Linked DNA regions of Homo sapiens: regions 1 and 2 are each linked to region 3. Evidence: chromatin contacts called from ENCODE Hi-C or POLR2A ChIA-PET data. All regions are on one chromosome and are shown on one strand. The core of a region is the stretch at or near the end of the contact, and the rest is flanking DNA. Distances in the headings are between cores, read along the strand shown. Region 1 holds the start of PAM (peptidylglycine alpha-amidating monooxygenase). Region 2 holds the start of MEF2C-AS2 (MEF2C antisense RNA 2). Region 3 holds the start of RIOK2 (RIO kinase 2).

The links. A loop is a pair of places that touch in the nucleus more often than their neighbours do. ChIA-PET counts read pairs that join two places held with the same protein, here RNA polymerase II (POLR2A). Pooled maps may share reads with other maps.
Region 1: a loop to region 3 is called in a map of naive thymus-derived CD4-positive, alpha-beta T cell, with 6 times the contacts of the local background. The contact joins the promoter of PAM here to the promoter of RIOK2 in region 3. A Hi-C loop is called at or near these places in 1 of 168 maps with a recorded cell type or tissue (naive thymus-derived CD4-positive, alpha-beta T cell), 1 of 37 single-sample maps with no recorded cell type and 10 of 50 pooled maps. POLR2A ChIA-PET finds 5 or more read pairs at or near these places in 1 of 52 experiments (PC-9).
Region 2: a loop to region 3 is called in a pooled map, with 3 times the contacts of the local background. The contact joins the promoter of MEF2C-AS2 here to the promoter of RIOK2 in region 3. A Hi-C loop is called at or near these places in 1 of 50 pooled maps. POLR2A ChIA-PET finds 5 or more read pairs at or near these places in 2 of 52 experiments (OCI-LY7 and WTC11).

The regions. Positions count from the first base shown.
Region 1 is chr5:102,753,740-102,758,523 of GRCh38, reverse strand. PAM (peptidylglycine alpha-amidating monooxygenase) reads right to left here and starts at 3,219. Exons shown (of 26, transcript NM_001177306.2): 1 at 3,176-3,219. RefSeq lists enhancers at 2,496-2,585, 2,157-2,657, 3,665-4,190 and a silencer at 2,976-3,525.
Region 2 is chr5:88,674,738-88,679,002 of GRCh38, reverse strand. It overlaps MEF2C-AS2 (MEF2C antisense RNA 2), which reads right to left and starts at 2,785. Exons shown (of 4, transcript NR_146284.1): 1 at 2,740-2,785. The region is part of intron 1 of MIR9-2HG (MIR9-2 host gene); the gene reads left to right. RefSeq lists enhancers at 2,711-3,276, 3,714-3,813.
Region 3 is chr5:97,180,218-97,184,496 of GRCh38, reverse strand. RIOK2 (RIO kinase 2) reads left to right here and starts at 1,250. Exons shown (of 10, transcript NM_018343.3): 1 at 1,250-1,371. The coding sequence starts at 1,306.

The DNA.
Region 1 (4,784 bases), core at 1,970-4,469, 5.6 Mb before region 3:
TTAATAATTAGCTTTCGCATTCAAATGGTAAAGAAAGTTCTTATACACACAAGAAGCATTTATGGCTATTATACCAGATGACACGGCTTCCAGGGCAGTAAGAAGGATCTTTAATCTCATTTCACAAATAGAAAAACAAAGGTATGGAACAATAAAGCCAAGTGTAAAGTTAACATTATGTCCCTCAGGCTGCCCCTCAGCCTGCCATGCCTTAATGTGAGAGTCCAATCAAAGCCTCAAAGCCCAGTATGTAAAGCCTAATAAATTCTGCACATAGCAGATAGATAAATTCTTCCTAGGAGGAGGAAAAGAATCAGAGATGTCACTGAGTCACACAAAATACAACCTAGACAGAAAGTCAAGATCCCTGGTCAATCTTTTCCAGGTGGAATTCTTGCTCATTCTTTGCCCCAAGAAAAAAAAAAAAAAAAAAAAAAAAAAAAAAAAAAACAAAATTCTAAGTCTTTTTTTTTTTTTTTTTTGAGACAGGGCCTCTCTCTGTGGCCCAAGTTGGAGTGTGGTGGCATGATCACAGCTCACTATAGCCTCAACCTCCCAGTTTCAAGAGATCCTCCCTCCTCAGCCTCTTGAGTAGCTGGGACTACCGGCGTGCACCACCACACCTGGCTTTTTTTTTCTTTTAATATTTTTTGTAGAGAGAAGGTCTCACTATGTTGCTGGTTTCAAACTCCTGAACTCAAGCAATACTCCCGCCTCAGCCTCTCAAAGTGTTGGGATTACAGGCATGAGCCACCACACTCAGTCTCACCAAGTCTCGTAACTTTTAAAGTCAAATTTCCAGAGTCACTTCAGGACCCACCAGGCCTTAAGGTCCAGCTTATTAAAAATCTTACATTAAATCTCTGTATATTTTTTCTAGGCATTATAATTTCCTTCCTCAAGGAGTTGAGAAAAAAACTGTATGTGGGAACCACAACATACAGTTGAAGGAAGTTAGAATTAAAATTTCTATAGCTTTTAACATTTGATTAGCACATCATACATGTGTAGAATGTTTTCCTAAGCTTTCATTCTAAAAACACAGAATTCATTTTATTTCCAAGTGCACCTTGATGAAGTAGGAGCACATGGCATTTTATTTTAGAAAGCAATGTCTTAACAAACTTGTTATTTCTTCCAATTATGCAAACTCACCAAATGATTTTTTATCTATTTATTTATTTAGTTTTATCTTTTTTTGAGAGAGTCTCACTCTGTCACCAGGGCTGGAGTGTGTGGAGTGATCTCAGCTCACTGAAACCTCCACCTCCCAGGTTCAAGCGATTCTCCTGCCTCAGTCTCCCAAGTAGCTGGGATTACAGGTGCCTGCCACTATGCCCAAGTAATTTTTTGTATTTTTAGTAGAGATGGGATTTCACCATGTCGGCCAGGCTGGTACGGAACTTCTGACCTTGTGATTTGCCCGCCTCGGCCTCCCAAAGTGCTGGGATTACAGGCGTGAGCCACCGCAGCCGGCCAAATGATGATCTTAAAGGGCCTTTGATAATGCATTCTTGACCTCATTCTACTTGCCATGTATAGTCATTAGAAGACTGTTCATATAAAAATATGAAATAAAACTACATAGTCTTTAAGTTACCTTGGAAGGCCCTTCAGGACAAGGAACATACTCTATATCTTTATATCTTTAAAGCATATAGCAGAGTGCATCGCGGAATGAAAATGCCTATTAAGTCAGGAATGCAGGAACGACAGGGCTTACCATTTAATATCAATTCTAAAGCTGATTATTTATTTTTGAGACAGGGTCTTGCTCTGTCACCGAGGCTGGAGTGCAGTGGTATAAACACAGTTCACTGCAGCCCTGACTTCCTGTAAAGCTGATTTTTTAGGCCATTTACTTGCTTTATAAAGTAACTAGAATGGCATGAACTATGCTTTTTTGTGCCTGTGATTATAAACTGAAAATTTACAAACAATATGTCACATGTTATTTGAGCTAAATGTCTGATTTTACTAAAATGAAAGTATCCTTCCTGGATTATTAGAATTAGCAGTAAATTTAAGTTTGCACCTAGAAGAGAAAAGCGATTGTAAAGAATGTAAAACATCTGAAGCAAACAAAGTCCAATAAGATCTTCCTTCTACTTGAATTTCTATGACCACAAAGGCACAGGATGTAAGGTCCATAGCTTTGTACACAGGGATTGGTGGGGACGACACGATTTCAACTCTGAACCCCAATGACCAGCTCCAGGAACACATGCCTTTTAGCCCCGCAAAGCTACTGACCAAATCACCCAGAGAGATAATCACATCTCAGCCAAAGGACCTGAACTCAGACGATCAGAACACAGGACCTGCCATCAGGCAGCTGCACGAGACAAGAGACCGTGCTCAAAATCACGTAATACCCTAAGTCATCCCAAGGGAGCCCCACAACTACCCTCAGCGGCAGGCAGAGCTGACGCATATTTTGCAGATGACAACATACAGGTTCCGATGGGGCGGGTCCCAAGGCCACAGAGCTGGGAAGGTGACTGAACCTAGACTTAACTAGTATCCCAAGTGGTGGATACTTCCCATTCTGCCTTGGAGATCGCCCTTCGCCCGCGTATTACATTCGGAGGCTGGCAAAACGGCAGGAAGAGAGCAAAGCTGGGCAAGGACGGGAAAGAAAGAGGGGAAGGAATTTCCACTGCTTCCCGGCACTCGCCCCCACTCCACACCCCAGGTTGCTACTCCGCGGCGGCCTCTACTTCCCCAAACTAGACTGAAGGGCGGGCGGAGAACCGAGGAGGCTTTCTAGGCGTCACGGAGAGTTCTCCAAGTTGGGGGCAGAAAAGGCGAATGAACAAATTGTACCCCCTAGGGAGAGGGCACAAGGAGAAGTGCGGAGGTGAGAAGGACCGGAGGGGAGGACGACCCCTCACAAACTGGCCAGGGACTTAATAATGGTGATGAAGGGTCGTGAGAGAGGTTTGGGAAATGCGAGAATAGCTCAGTCCCCAAAATCCTCCCTGGCCGCATCGCTGGATCCCCGCCCCATCCCCCCACCCCCGACCCGGGCAGCCCGGGAGAAAAAGCAACAACCTCCTGGGGCACCAGGAATTGGTGGCAGCAGGATCCCGAGCCCAGGCCCCCTTCCGCGCCCCCACCCTCACCCTTGCCCTGACCGCCTCGCAGTGGCGGCAGCAGCGGCAACAACACCAACCTGCGCGACCACGGGCTCTGTCCGGGACGGAAGCCGGAGCCTGCGGGCGGCGGAGCGGCGGGCGGAGTTAGTTGGAGGCTCCGGCTCCCTGGGCGGGGACAGGCTGAGCACGCGGAGGCAGCGGCGGTGGCGGGGGCTCCCTCTCCTCGGCGTGCGCCGGGCCCAGCCGGGTCCGCCGCTCGCCCTCGACTCCTGGGGCAGGTCTCAGTCCCTCCCCGGGGGCGGCTCCCGGGCCAGCCCCGCGCTCGCCTCCTCCACGCCGGCGGCCTCTGCTCCGCCCTGCCTCTTTGGGCGCAGGGGGCGCGGAGCTTGGGAAGTGGAGCCCTGGCGAGTCCCCAGCGATTGCGCGCAGCTTCCCGGGGTTTCCCTGCGGGGGTCGCGTGTGCTGGGTGTCTGAACTCACGCGCGGGCCAGAGGTAGCCAAGAGCTGGAACTCTTGCCCAAGTGCCCCGGGGAAGGGAGTGAAGGCCCGGCCTGAAAGTCTCTGACCCTCCCGAGTCTCGTGTCCCTAGAAGCAGCCTTGCGAGGTGGCCACGCCAGCTGCCCTGAGAGAAGCAGAGGAAAATGTCCGACTCTCCCTCCGCCCAGCTTCGCGCCAGAAGAACGTTTCCCGAGAGAAGGAAGGACCCATTGACCCCCAGCCCTTGCTCCAGCCTGGAGACCTGGCTGAGTGCATGGAACTGGAAGGATGGCAGAGTACCGGGGCTGAAAGCCTGGGAAATGTGCTATTTCTATTCACACCACCCCCTTGCCCGGCCCCTGGATTCAGGCCACCTCGCTCAGGTCTGCGCAGTGCTTCCCAGTTCACACCTCCGACCCGAGGAGGGAGGTCGGTATCCCTTTCTTAGCCTGGCTTCCCGCCTCCATCTGCATCCCTTTCTGCTAAACCTTTTTAACCCGCAGAGTGCCCAGCGCGCACACACCGATCACTTCGCCCCTAAACTGCGGGCAGGGAACTCTGGAGCCACCCACATCCCCAGCCTCACCCCAAAGCAAGAGAAAGCAGGGAGCCGCGCGTGGGGTGGTGGGGGCGGGGCTGGAGAGTTCCAGTAGGAAGGTTTTATACCCAAGAGGCTTGATGATGTGCAGTACTGACCCCACACACAAATTGATATGCGTTTAATTGAAGGCAGGTATTTGCCACTGTCTCTCCCTGTCTGCAGGTAACCGCTTGAGTGCGTTCACCTCGCCTCTTCCATCCCCAGCGCCAGCCCAGCCCCCTCTCTTTCTCCCAGAGTCCCATCCTCCTCTCCCTCACCTCTCCCATCCCAGCTCCCTGCAGCGCGGGTCCCGAGCTGCTCCAGATCCCCAGCACCCAGCTCTGGTCTTTCCAGACAACTCCTCCCCTTCAGAATCTGGTGTGGTAGCAGGGAGGTTGTGAGAAGGGACACTGAGGAAGATAAAGAAGGAGAAGCCAGTGGACTGGGAAGAAGGTAGGAAAGTGCGAACCGAAGGGGTACACCGGAGAGGAGCTATGGGAAATGAGGCAAAGCCTTCAGGCTATAGGGGGATTCCCAGAAAGAAAATCATTTTCTCCATAGGGAAACTACCGATGCTCGCTGTAGACCAGTTGGAAAATCTGTTGTACACCCTCCCAACAGAATTCCTA
Region 2 (4,265 bases), core at 1,536-4,035, 8.5 Mb after region 3:
ATATTTGGGTATTTCTCCCCCTCCCACCGTTTCCCCACCCGGTCCCCATTTTACTCTCTCTTTAACTCAACCCTTTGGGTTCTCTTTCTCCTTTTTCTCTCCCATTCTCGCTTCTGTTTTCTCTCTCCCCTTTACAGCGCCTCTCCCTTTTTCTGTCTCTTCTTTCCTCTTCTCTTCTCTCTCCTCTCATTTATTGTCTGATTCTATGTCAAGTTAATATAAAAGTAGCAAGTGGGAGACCCAGTACCCTCAGCAGACCCTCTCTCCACCGCGCGCAGGGCACTTTGGGGAGTTGTCTGTCGCTGCCAGGTTACCGGCCAGAGTGGTGGCTCTTGGTGCAGGGCATGCTGCTCTCGGAGGAGTTGGGGTCTGCGCGGGGTTGCGGGGCTTATTCAAATACCTCCCGCTGCTGCTGTGATTCGCAGGGACTCGGCCTCCATATGGTAATGCGGGGCGGGGGGTTGGGGGAGGCGCAGAAGGGAGGGGAGGGGAGGATGGGGGTGAGGGCGGGGTGGGAGGGGGCTCCGACACTGCGCGCTCGGCTGCCGGGCTGGGACAGAGCACCCGGACCCGCGGCGGCAGCGGCAGCGACGCTACCCACCCTCTTCCCCAACACCCACCTAGCCAGCGAGTCACCGAGCCACCGGCCCTCGGGGTAAGCCACAGCGCGCACACGGCAGCGACGGTGACGGTTCACACGCTTTGGGTTACTACCATGCGCCAATAAGGGAGATTAGAAACAGAAAAGGAGATTACAGAGAGATCAGAGATAAGAGGTGTACCTCTCTGTGTTCCTTGTCACATAGCGCGCGCGCGCACATACACACGCATCTGTACACACATGCATGCTCAGCCGTACACGCACGCGTTCCTTGCTACTGCCATCTAAATATATGCACCGACACTCTATGCCCTGCAACGTGGCCGGTGTGTTTGTCCTGATCCTACATAAAGGTAGGCAGGTATGTGGGAGAGTCCAGGCAGGAACAAACAGCCACGCGCAATTTAACTGCAGCCAAACTCAAAGAGACCTTGAGCCTGCCGAATTGTTTCACTCAGCCAGGTGCCCCCCAGAAACCGGCTATTCTGCAATCAGTTGTGGAATCCTGCAATTATTCATAAAATGTGCTGAAAATGTATTTTAGGAAACGTAATCTTGCTATATATGGCAAGGTAAAGGCGAACCTGAAGGATGAATGTGTTTCTGCTTTTTAATGTCATACGTGTAGCCATCTGACCACTTTTTATTGGGTGACATATCATATGAGCACTTTGGTGTAGGCTTGGAAAAACTACAGCCAGAGGTAAGGCTGGAAATTCCATAAGAGTTAAGGGTGCTGAAAATGGATGCTGGATAGTCCAGCATGAAAGATGGCATACCGCTTTAGGTTTGAAATAGGGGGAAATACATGTGAATATTTATACATGAAGGCCATTGGGGAGGGCTGAGTCTTGGCCTGAGTATCTGTGCAGGTAAGTCATTCATAAGAAAACTAATTACCTGTGCATGTACTTGGACTTGTTTAATTGAATAAGCTGCATGTGTGCATACTTGCTGTTCTTTCAGGGTTTGCAATTATAGATTGAGTCTTTTTTAAATGATAGCTTGGGGGAATTAAAAGGTGGAAAAAAGCCATCGTGCTGCATAGCTATATTGCCAAGAAAGAGAATCCGATCCTATAAACAAGATTACCATTGCTTGAAATCTAACTCAAGGCCTGTATATTTTAAGCCACATCAACTGGTTTAATATAGCCAATTGTTTTATTTGTGTATTTGCTTTCATTTCAAAGTCAGGAATCAAGGATGCTTTTCAGTCAAGATAATGTGCCTTGTTTCCAGCCATATTAAGATAAAAATGAAACTCAGTAAATTTTGAATGCAGCCAATAAGGTACAACATACAACATGGTTGAAAATGTCTTCCTTGCAGAAGGCTGTCCATTGCTGTGTCTACCCATTTTAAAATATATATATTTTTTTCAATAAGAAATGCTAGAAAGCAATAGGGCGGGGAATGCCGCACCTCTCAGGCAATCAGCACAAAAATTATTTAGAAATCTTTGGAATCACTTCACTTATACATACATTATCTCGAAAGCACTGGCCCCGAACTGTGTTTCTGCTAATATGAAGTTAATTAGACAATCAAACTTTGAGCCTTGAGCGATGGGCACTACAGCCCATCAAGGTATGTCAAGAAAGAAAAAAAAATGTGTATTTTCCTTTATGACCAAACCAGGAGGTTATACAGCTGGCATTGCATACATGACAGATGTGCATATTTGTAACCTTAAATAAACAGAAGCAGGGAGGTAACTGTGTATATTATCTAGCAAGAGACAGCAGCAGACACTCGCCAAAAAAGACAGAAAGGGACAAGAGAGACACATAGACATAATAAAATAACAACAATAAAAATCCTCCAAAAAAAAAAAGAGGGAAAGGGAACCAATAAAATGACAAAATCTGAAATTCTCGCAAATTAAAAAATGCAAATATACCTTTACATATGCATCAGTATTAAAAATAATACACGCTGGAACCAACAGGAGCGAGAGCAAGAAGAGGAGGAGGAGGTGGAGGAGAAGGAGGAGGAGGAGGAGAGGTGGAAGAGGAGGAGGAGGAGGAGGAGGAGGAGGAGGAGGAGGAGGAGGAGGAGGAGGAGGAGGAGGAGGAGGAAAGAATGGAGGCGCCGCGGAGCCCTGATTATGCATGGGCTGGAGCTGCCTCCTCTAACCTGTTCTTCTCCGAGCCGGGCAGCCGGCGGTCCTCAGCCGCCCACAGAACAGGAGCCGAAACAACCGTTCTCGAAGGCTACAGCGTTTATTTTTCTCTTTTGGGGGGTTTTGGCGGTTGTTTCAGGGGCTCGCCAACTGGCCCCTTTAATTAAAAGCTTCAATAAAAGGCGATCGCGCCAGGAATGCACCCGCTCCTCTTCGCGCAGGATTTGCATATTTTTTTAATGCCCTAATTTCCTTGATGTATGTAAATGTAGCCGGACGTAGAGGGAGACAGGGAGCTGACGTCAATGGACGTGACCTCGCAGCTAAACCTTGAACGTGAAGCCGGGATGGGGGAAAACACGGAGCGGCAGCCGGCGGAGCCCGAGAGCGCGGGCGGCGGCGGCAGTAGCCGAGCCCAGGCCGGGGTGCCAAGGGACCAGTGCCGGCCCCGGGGGAGGACAAGCCGCCGCCTTCTTTCTGCACCGCGCGGCTCTCAGACTCGCCAGCCTTCCGGCCGCACACGCAGACTCTTGCCCTGAGCTTCCAGCCCCACCACACACACGTTCTTTTGCTTCCCTCAGAAAAGCAACACTCCCCAAAACAACAAACCAAAATCAACAGATAAAACAGATGTTTTAGACCAATGCTCGGGTAGCTTATCAGAAAGAAGACTCTGACCACGGAACATATATATTTTTTGGCTTCTCTCCACAAGAAGAGGAGCGAGAGACCACAGACAACAGCAAATCACTCCTAAAACACGATAACTACAAGTGCTCCCTGTAGGGAGAGGTAAATCGCCCAGCCGACTGGTGAAGTCTTCTGGTTTCGGTACCTATTTACCTGTGCACTCATTATGCGCCTCGGCTTCATTAACGGCAGGATCATGAGCGCGCGTTTTAATGTGATGGGAGTGCTGTGTTGTGTGTGTGTGTGTATGTATGTATGTGTGTTGGGAGGTGCTTGCGCTAGTGAGCACCGAGGCAGGCGCTCTGAGCAGAGAGAGATCAGTCTTTCCATGGCCACGTCTGGGACTCATCTGCGGAGCCATCTAGGCCAGGGCTCCTAGATTGGGGTTCGACTTCACCCCATGTAAAAAGAGAGGCCAGCAAAGGCTTCCCCTGAACAGCCAGGTCCTTCCCATCGGATTGTTTGAGGAAGGAGGCTTGAAGTGTGAGCCATTCTGTAGCCGCCGCCTTGCCGGATTTGGCCTGGTGTTTTGCACTTGAAACTCAGCGGCCTCAGCGCGGAGGTAGTGCCTCTCCGAGACGCGGCCGAGGCCTTGTCATTCCCCTCCTTCCGCCCGCGGCAGCCCTGCGCGCCGGCGTGTGCGTGCCCGCGCACCGGACCGCTGGCACCTCCCTGTGCACATCCGCCCCCTCCTCTGCTCGCCCCCTCCTCTGGGGCAGCTAAGAAATGGTCCTCGGCCTCTTCTGGGCCGGAGGGCAGATCTACGAGCAGGCAAGAAAGGGGCGCCGGTGGCTGTGGTGGCGACTTCTCCGCTCTGCCCTCGGCCGCCAAGTGTGCCGTTTCATCGTTC
Region 3 (4,279 bases), core at 1-2,500:
ATACTTGTAACAAAATTTCTCACGTACCCCATAAATTTGTACAAATAAAGTTAGTCACTTGGTTTTTTTAAAAACTTTTCGCCCAGGCGCGGTGGCTTATGCCTGTAATCCCAGCACTTTGGGAGACTGAGGGGGGCGGATCACCTGAGGCCAGGAGTTTGAAACCAGTCTGGTCAACAGGGCGAAACCCCATCTCTACTAAAAATAAAAATATTAGCAGGGCGTGGTGGTGTGAGCCTATAATCCCAGCTACTTAGGAGGCTGAGGGAGAAGAATCCCTTGAACCTAGAGGGCAGAGGTTGCAGTGAGCCAAGATCGCGCCCCTGTACTTCAGTCTGGGTGACAGAGCCGGGCTCTGTCTCAAAAATAAAAAAAAAATTCATTTCTATGCCTTCTTATGTAAGTACAGAAAGAAAAATTCCGTTTAAATGGAGATGTTCATTGGTTGAAGATGGTTAATCAAAGACATGCTGCATTCAAGTAAAAAGCAGACAAAGGCTTGAATATCGAGGAGTTGCAGAGCCAGTATGGGTAACTATTCTAAAATCCTTAAATCGCTCCTGGGCCCTCGAAGTCCTACCCGCGTAGGTCAGCCCGAACTATCAAAATCCCCACTTCCTCTGGAGGTAAGGACGTCCGCCGCGCTCTCCACGTGTCACCTTAAACTCCCACCCCAACCAGCGCAGGCGCACTTCGAAGCCTCCTAGACCAACCTAAGAGAAGTACTGAGCAAGCGCATGAGTTCCATTAACCACGCCCTCCGGAGCTGCCGGAGCAGGCGCAATTAGGAGTAGAGGGCGTGCTTGTGTGATTACAGTCCACTTTACCTTTAACAGATTTGGTTGTCTGGACTCTAGCTCAGGTTCTTTTACCCCTGTCTTGTTGGAAGTCACTTTGCCTAGAGTAGAAGTTGTTTGCGGGAAAAATTTGCTCCTCCCATTAAGTAACCACTTTGCTCTCTGAGGCGGAACGTGTCATTGAGGCAGCAAGTCCTGACAGATATGGAAAAAAAAAGGCACATTGTAGAGAATATCTACACTCCGCCAACTCAGTCACAACGCAAAAATTACACAAAAATAAAACGTTCACTTGTTACATACTATGTGTTTCATAAGACATACAAGTAGTTTTATTTTCCTATATCAATGAGAACAGCACTTCTAACTATTAACAAGGACCTATACTAAGACGCAGCGCGTGCGCGAGCCATCTGGCGCTGTAAAGCGCTTAGAGGCTGGAATAACGACCTGCCTTACGCTTTGCGGCTGTCGTCGGAGAGGCATCTGGGTTCGGACTGGGGCCGCCATGGGGAAAGTGAATGTGGCCAAGTTGCGTTACATGAGCCGAGATGACTTCAGGGTCTTGACCGCGGTAAGAAACCCGCCGTTCCTGTTCTCCCTTCCCCTTAACACTGTGTGACCTCTTCCTGTTCCTGCAAGTTTTCTGGGATCTGAGCAGGCACACTCTGGGACCCGGGACGTGGCAGAAGCTGGGAATGGAGAAGAGAGCATTCAGAAAGTCGGATTTTTAAAAAGGTTTTGTTTGGGAGCTTACCTTCCCCCAGATAGAGCAAAGGTCCCGTCTTCTAATAATTGTTTTCTTTTCTGCTGCTATTCGCTTTGCGCTGAAGAGAAACGCTTGCATCTCTGTGGCCTGGAAACTTCTCTGATCCTGAGCTTCCGACCAGCTGTGAAAGGTTTAAGCCCCCCCCCCCCCCCGAGATTTGATAATATTGACTTCCCTACTAACAGACTCAGTCGCATAGCAGTCTTTCTGATTCATTCAGTCAACACATATTTGTCGGTTTTTTAGTAGCAACATTAGGAGGTTCACTTGTTCAAACAGACAAGTGGAGAGAGAGACACAGATCATCAAGTAAACGAAAAATAGGATAATGGATAAATGCTATGAAAATGATAAAGGATAATGGCATAGAAAGTATATGTATCTGGTGGAGAGGAGGGGCACAAGTTATTGGCCTTTGGTAGACAATCAATAAATATTCACTAAATGAAAGAATGAATGGGGGAATAATAGGAGCTGTGTGAGAAAGAGACAGCCCAGTGAAGTCCTTGGAAAGAGTTGGAGGCAGAGGAAACAGCAGTAGTAAGTGCAAAGGCCTTGAGACAGAAAAGTCTTTGAAGAGAGGAAAGGCCAATGTAATGTGGCTGGAGCAAAGTGAGATGCACACTAATGGTTGGAGATGTAGCGGAAAAGGTGAGAAATTATGTACTACAGAGCCTTGGAGGTTTGGTAAAGAATGTGGGGGTAACCACTAAATGTTTTTAATCAGGGGAGTAACAAAATCTGATTTTATGGCCTCAGTCTTATGGCACAGAAATTAATATATAGATCAAGACATTTGTACATTTATTTAGGAGCCGTTATCTTTTGGTAAGGAGTGAACCCCATGATAAGGACTACCTATATTGTGTAATTATGTAATAGGATATGCGATGTGAGTCACACTGGTTCTTGCATTATGTTAAGGCTTCAAGTTTTGGATTTTTAAAATTAATCTTAAATAGCGCTTAAGTATTAAACTATCAAATGCAAAATCAGTGTGAAATTTGGAAGACAATGTTTACTTTGCCTCTCATGTAGATTCTTCTAATCAGCTGGACTTTCTCTATGAAAACCTACTATCACTTCGGAAAGATACCTTCCTTTCCTGCTTTCTCAGCACACTCATTCCTTAGTGTCTCTGACAGAAGTAGGGGTCAAAAGTAAGAGTGTTAGAGGACGGGGGAGGCAGAGACAAAGCATGGAAAATAAGTTAAATTTAAAAGTTAAGGTTTTGGTGAGACATCAAAATGATGCCAGATTTATCTTCCAAAACATTGGCGCTGCAATATTTAAATTATTTGTAAAGTTCACCAAGAAATGACTTAGTCATTAAATATGACATTCCGGTCTCAGTTGAATCTCACCAGTGTTGGTACCCTTTCTTGGGCCTCTCTTCCCTTTTACTTCTTTGGCTCCTCCTATATCAATAATCATTGTTTGACTAGCTGCCCTTAGCTTTCAATATGAACTTGCCCCAGAATTCTGCTCCCAAACATTCCTTTTCTTCCATTATCTCCTGCTCAGTGATAGCATCCACTTCACATCTTCAACTCTCACTTCTATAAAATAATTGACAATTTTTCCTTCTAATTATAACTTCATTCCTAAATATAGGCCCCTTTCCTATTTAATTTTCTCTCTTTCTTTTTTTTTTTTTTTTGAGACGGAGTCTTATTCTGTTGCCAGGCTGGAGTGCAGTGGCACAATCTCAGCTCACTGCAACCTTCACCTTCTGGGTTCAAGCGATTCTCCTGCCTCAGCCTCCCAAGTAGCTGGGACTATAGGCGCACACCACCACGCCCAGCTAATTTTTGTATTTTTAGTAGAGATGGGGTTTCACCATGTTGGCCAGAATGGTCTCGATCTCTTGACCTCGTGATCCACCCACCTTGGCCTCCCAAAGTGCTGGGATTACAGGTGTGAGCCACTGCACCTGGCCTCCAGTTTTCCTTTAAACATTTTTATTTGACTCTCAGTGCTCAAACCAAATTCAATTTTTTTCTACCCCCTTTCTCTTTTCCCAAGCTCTATAAAAAAAAAAAATAATAAAATCTTAAAACTTGCTTTTCCTCATCACTTCCAATTGTGGCTTTCCGTTCCCTTTACCCTTCCACATCTAATTGCCAAGCTCTCCCATAATACTTCCTAAAGATTTTTATTCCTTCCTTCCAGTACCACTACCACTTACCCTGTTCTGGTGGCTCTTTCCTCTGAGCTGGACTTCTGTCTTAGTTCTCCGGAGTACCCCCTCAGATTTTGCCATCTCTAAGCCAATTTGCATATTCCTGGTACATTAATGTCCTTAAAATAACCCTGTTCGTGTGTCTCCCACGCCTAAACATCTTCAAGAGCTTCCTGCTCTCATCAGGATAAAATATAAAAGTATTTGGTCTACATTTTAATGCCTTCTCTATCCTAGAAGTATCTTCCAGCCGCGTTTGCATGAATTCTATATGCTATCCCATCTGAGCTGCTACTGTACTCAGCTATTCTCTGTGGTCAGTACTTTCTTGCATATGTGCCATTTTCAAATCTTTTTCTTTCACTAATATCCCCTTGTCTGTTTTCTCTGTATGCCCACATCTTTTAAAAGTCAGTCTCTAGTTTTGCATCTTCCTTGGAACTGATCCCTCAGCTAGAAGTATTCTTATTCTGCCCTGAGCTACCTTTTTAAGCACTTATCACTTCTTAACTTCTAATAAACTTAGATGTA